2 separate regions of the Homo sapiens genome follow, and region 1 is linked to region 2. Evidence: chromatin loops called from intact Hi-C (ENCODE). Cell type or tissue: mesothelial cell of epicardium. All regions are shown on one strand. Each heading gives the region's core, and the rest is flanking DNA. Links, peaks and the distances in the headings are about the cores only.

Region 1 (2,926 bases), core at 132-2,631, 220 kb before region 2:
AGGAAGGTACCAGAAAAGAATTGTTTATGGAAAACCTTGATAAGGTTCATTATCCATGAGATTTGTTGTGATTATGAAACACTACCTTTGAAAGGTCCAAACTTACCCACTTACCCCAGTTGAGTGCCATCTGCTCCCTGTGGGGATCCTGACTGACATGATTGGTATATGACAGGCTGTGTAACATGTACATACTCAAAAAATGGTGGTTACTGCTCAAAAACATCACAAGTGCTTCATAGATAACCCTAAATAATAGATAAATACAGTGATTATTATTGAGATATGTACCACCACTAAAAAATCAGTTAAGAGTTATACAGTAAAGTTGAAGATGAGCGTCATGGAAAACCTCCCCATAGAATAGCTTTATTCTCAAACATGTCTTTGGTTCTTATCATATTTCCTGGAACACTTCAGGCTTTACCAGTAGATGGGTTTAAGAACCCATCAAGAGACAGTTTAAAAACAGAGCAGAGGAAATGGAGTCCACTGTTTGATCTGCAACCTAACTTCAGACTTAGGGTTCACCAAGGCGTGAAATAAGTGGAGCATGAGGCTTCAACTACTCTTCTTATACCAGAGAGCAGGCATGGTGCACGTGTGGGGTGGCCCGAAGATACCCAAATGCTGTAGGATAACATTGATCTAAAGGGTCAATGTTACCAAACAATTCGAGTAAAAATACTGTAATATTAAACTGAGATTAGAATAGAAAATTCAAGAGATACTGGCCGGGGGCGGTGGCTCACGCCTGTAATCCCAGCACTTTGGGAGGCCGAGGCGGGAGGATCATGAGGTCAGGAGATCGAGACCATCCTGGCTCACACGGTGAAACCCCATCCCTACTAAAAATACAAAAATTAGCTGGGCATGGTGGCGGGTGCCTGTAGTCCCAGCTACTCGGGAGGCTGAGGCAGGAGAATGGTGTGAACCCGGGAGGCAGAGCTTGCAAGTGAGCCGAGATCACACCACTGCATTCCAGCCTGGGCGACAGAGCAAGATTCTGTCTCAAAAAAAAAAAAAAAAAAAAAAAGAAAGAAAGAAAAAGAAAATTCAAGAGATATTTGAAATTTTACATTTTTAAGTGTTTTTGGAATATCTGCAGTTCACCAATGGTGTAAATTCCCTCCTAGGTAAAGTCTGGTAAGCAGTGTGTGTGTGTGCACACCCGTGCACGCGCACGCATGCACTCATGTGGTTACACTGATGTGTCACAGTTTGGGTTTTAACAAGAAAATGAGCAGTGAGATGCACGGCATCACAATTCCAAGCTTCAGACAACAAAAATGGCAAGATCATGGATTCACTAGATTTAAGAGCCAGTTTGAGCTTTAGACAATGATAGTGGCAAGATCACAGATTTGTGAATTTATAGACTCCCCCATTTGCCCTGCATCCTTCCTTCCTCAGCCATTTTACAGGTGGGAGCACTGAGGCTTAGAGATGCAGTGAAATTCTTAGGGTCATCCATTACATCAGAGGCAGAGGAAGGGCAGGGAGCTGAGTTTCCTGTCTCCATGGGAGTTGGGTGGGTGTGTTTGTGGAGGGCTTCCTGAGTTGCACCCACTCTATATGCAAATCAAGACAGGAAATGGCAACAAGGAAGAGTGATAATGTAAAGCTTAAACCATGATTCTACCCAACATTGAGTGTTTTTGTGCTGGTCTTTGAATATTAGGAATATGGGATGAAATTCAATGAAAATGATAAAGTTAGTCGGTACAGGCTTGCAGAGAGTATAAAACTGAAAATGACTGTGTTAAATGCTTTTCTATTACTTGTTTTTTCCCCTAATCCCATCCAAATAATCACTTTTATCTCCTAAATATGCATTGTTAAGAATCCCCCAAAGTAATTATTAACAAGTGAGCTAGCCGGTGCTTGTAAATCATTTTACAAACACAAAAGGCTCTGCAAATGTTTATTCTCATTACTGAAACTAATTCAAAAATGGCATAATATAGTATTTCCAGATAATGCTTTTCAGCAATGCCCACTGTGCATGATAGGAAATGACACAGTTCATTCCTGAACTGTGGTTAAACCTATGAGGTGAGCTGAGAAAAATGCATTTTCCACTTTCCTGCGTCGAGACAACCAAAATGACCAGATAGGAGTCCTGCACTTCTTGGAGTTATTCTTTCAAGCCTGTGACTCATGGAATACATGCTGCTGTTGTATAAAATCCTTTAATGTTCATTAGGTCCTAAGAGCAAATCTTGAAAGAAGAATGAAGTGAGGCACCTTGCTTGGCATTAGAACTGACTGCGGACTTGCAGGATGTGTACTTGGCATCAAAGGGACAGGGAATAAGAGATCTTCCAATAATACTCTTTAAGGTTCCTTACACGCTCTGTGAACATCAGCCTCTAAAACAGAGATGCCTCTTATGTCTCAAAACAAAGTAGAACTTGTGTGTGTGTGTGTGTGTGTGTGTGTGTGTGTGTGTGTGTGTGTGTGTGTGTGTGTGTGTACTGGGGTCTGTATTAATTGTATTTTTTTTTTCTTTATTCTTACGCTGTGGCATCTGAGACCTTCTGCATCTGGGTAGGGGTTGACCCTTCCAGGGTTAGATAATTCCTAGAGATAGTAAACTTGTCTGCAAGCACACCTTTGATGTGCAAATCCACCAAACCAGAGTTCATATACCTCCCACCCCCCATCTCCTTTAATCAGTCTCTTGCAGTCCAGGACACTATCCCTCAGCCCTAATCACTCCAGGGCTAGGTACCTGGCAACCAGGGACAATCCCTATAGCCCAGAGCCCACTAAAATCATTCAAACTAAACCTGTCTACCATGGTTACCCTGCCTTACCCATTTCTTTTTATAAAAACCACAAAAAGGCTCTCTGCGTCCTCATTAAACCTGGTGCTTCCCCATGTGGCACTGCATGGTGTGCAGTACCTCCTCTTTCCAGGGAT
Region 2 (2,926 bases), core at 270-2,769:
TTTGTATTTGTCTTATACTTAACAATAAAAATATTTATAGAAATGAAGCAGACACATATCCTGCATGTGTAAGTAAATATAACACAAGGAAGAAGGAATTCAACAGGTACAAAACCCTCACTATGCCTCAAGTCCCTTATTTATAGTGTAAACATTGTTCATTTAATGCTTACCTCAAACTTACAAGTTTTGCTTCACTTTACAGATGGCAAAAGAAAAAAAAAAGCTCAAATGCTCGAGAGATTAAGTAAGAAGGGAACTAAGGTGGACTCCAGACACATCTGGCACTGAAACGAATAAGCTGATTTCAATGATGGATAGGTCACAAGGTACAGAGGGAGAACCTCTGGACTCCAGAAGCAGAAAAGGCCACAAAGGACAGCTAACATTTGGGATGCCATCCCTTTCACCACTCCTTGGACAAGGTCAGGATCTGAGAATTCTTTCCATATGATATCTCCTTAGTAAGCAATAATGGTGCTTTCTTTTTTTAATGTGGCTCAGCAGTCAAAGACAGAAATTAGAAGAGTTGAACAAGAGAAAAGATGAAATTAGTGAAAAATAGAAACCCCTGATTTAGAAACCTTATAGATTCCATTTCCAAAATAAGTCTCACTCTAAAAATATTGCTCTTGAAGGCTGAAATACTTTTTTAAAAATCTCAAATGGTACATTGATCTTACTAATGGCTTTCAATTTTTTTCAAGAGTTTCTAAAATCCATACAATCTAAACCACCATTCTTCTATGAAAGAAAAAAAAATAAAAGTAATTATTACAAAAAAGAAGAAGTCTAGCAAGAAAGTACAACATGACACCTTAATGGGACATCTTATTATCACTGAATACAAGAAAGGATTCAAAGATTAATGGGTTTATGCCAAAAGGACAAAGGAATCAGACTGAAGAGGCTTCTGGTGGCCAAATTTGGTCCAAATAATAATGACTATAATTGATTGTAACATACTGAATAGATGAAAACCCCTGAGTACACAGTAACGTGCATTAAAAAATTAAAAGTGAAAGGGGAAATCCTTATACACAATTATTTCCCATCTCTTGCTGTAGCCTCTGATTGAGAATCAGTGATCTGTTTCAGTGCTCAATTTTTGCTTTGTATATAAACTTTTTCCATTATAAAAGTAAAATAAAGTGAATAAGCACCATAGTGGGCAAGGCCTTTGGTGGCAGAGAAAGAAATTATCCTTCAGACATCCATCAGTTTTTTGAGACTATAAGGCAGAGGAAATGGGGTAAAAAAATGAAAACATTCATTTTATATTTGGAATTTCAGATAAAGAGGCAAGAGACTCTTCCCCTAACTTTACATTGTCTTTGGACTATGCTTTGAACAGGCTGTATTCTCTAAATGTTAGCTAAGTTCAATAATTTGCAGAGATGAGATTTAAAAATATAAAAAGCAAGAACTATTCCTCGAAGAAAGAAATAGTAAAAGAAGAGTCAATCCTAACAAAAGCTGAAAGGTAGGGAACTGACATCATGAGGCCTCGCGAGGTGCTTCTGTTAGTGAAGACGACTGTCTGGTATAACTGAAACACACCACACTCAAATCTAGGTTCCTGGAAAAGAGTCTCAAACCCACCACCCACTCACTGCGTGTCCTGGAGAAACCCCTTCCCCCTTTGCACTATGGTTTCCTTAATAAAAGAGCTGGTCTTGATGACATTCACTCCCACTCTATGATCTCACGAATATTTGAACTTCTATCTCCCTGTGCTGTGTGCCCTTGAAGGAATTAACTTCCTTGTACCTCAGGTTCCATCTCATTTGCAAATGGGATGTTAATAGTTCTTGTTCCTCACCTTTGCATATAGTAATGACGTAATATATGTGAAGTGCTTGGAACAGTGCCTGGACCATAGTAAACACGTCAAATATTAGCTATTGTTGCCATTACAATTAATAATTTTTAATTCCATCACCCATCCAAAAGCTAATAATCCTTCAAGGAGCAGCGCTGGTACCTTCATCATTCCAGCACATGAATCACCTCTCTTTGCCTCCCCTTTTCTCCTATGAACTATCTTTAGATAGAACCTGAATATCTACACCATTTCCTAATGAGATATGTGCACAGCACCCTACTCCAAACTAAATTTGAGGCCATTTCTTCTCTAGAGTGGGAGAGAGAAGGGAAGAGTGGCTGGAATAAGTCTAATACTGATTGTTCTAGTGACAGTAACAGAAGTCTGTTTGAAGGGAAAAATCAAGCATTGAAGAAAATCTAGTTGACCAGAGGGCCTAACATTCATGATTCAGATAGGCAAGTCTGGTAGTAGGATTAAAAGAATGTGGGTAAATGTTGAAGCTGAATACACATGGTTTATGATGCTGTTCTTTGGTTTCCTCTAGTTGAAAATTTCCTAATCACTGTTTTTTTTTTTAATTCAAGAAAAAGAATGGTTGAAAATAAAATCTTATCATTTATGATACTGGGGTATGCATTGTACAGATGACCAAAAACTTCCTAGCTGAAAAGCAACCCCTTGGATGCCTTATCTCTGCTCCCTATAACCGTGTCAAGAGATTCATCTTCAGTGTCTTAAGAAATAGTTTATGGAAGGTCTCAGCTATGAACACTAAGGGAATATGACATATTCAGAATGGATTACCATATGCCTTTTTTTTTTACTTTATCTCAGGACTAGCCCCTATGGAGGAGAAAGGGGAAAACAATAGAATAAAAGTGAACAGAATCACCTTCACCCCCCAATTACATGACTGTCCTGTCCCTTTGAAAGTCCCTTAGCAAAATGTGCTTTTAAAAAATTATGTATTCCTTTATTTTAAAAAAACAGAAATACCATTGTCTTTGGAATGTCCTCAGGGTTAGAACTATCTAAAAATAAAACATTACTTCAGGGACATGAAAAGAAATATAAATTGCCCAATGAATGTGACACCAC

Evidence for each region. A loop is a pair of places that touch in the nucleus more often than their neighbours do. Peaks named below come from ENCODE experiments on the same cell type or tissue, not always from the same donor. Only the 100,000 strongest peaks of a DNase experiment are listed, where the experiment ranks them.
Region 1: a loop joins it to region 2, with 7 times the contacts of the local background. A loop is called at or near these places in 2 of 110 quality-filtered maps.

What each region holds. Positions count from the first base shown.
Region 1 is chr3:133,300,526-133,303,451 of GRCh38, reverse strand. All of the region lies in intron 3 of TMEM108 (transmembrane protein 108), which reads right to left. Among named protein-coding and RNA genes, the nearest start is that of TMEM108-AS1, 45 kb to the right of the region's middle. In mesothelial cell of epicardium, for the core only: no CTCF peak of the experiment used is centred there; a DNase peak (open chromatin) is centred at 1,201.
Region 2 is chr3:133,083,601-133,086,526 of GRCh38, reverse strand. All of the region lies in intron 2 of TMEM108 (transmembrane protein 108), which reads right to left. Among named protein-coding and RNA genes, the nearest start is that of TMEM108, 47 kb to the right of the region's middle. In mesothelial cell of epicardium, for the core only: no CTCF peak of the experiment used is centred there; no DNase peak of the experiment used is centred there.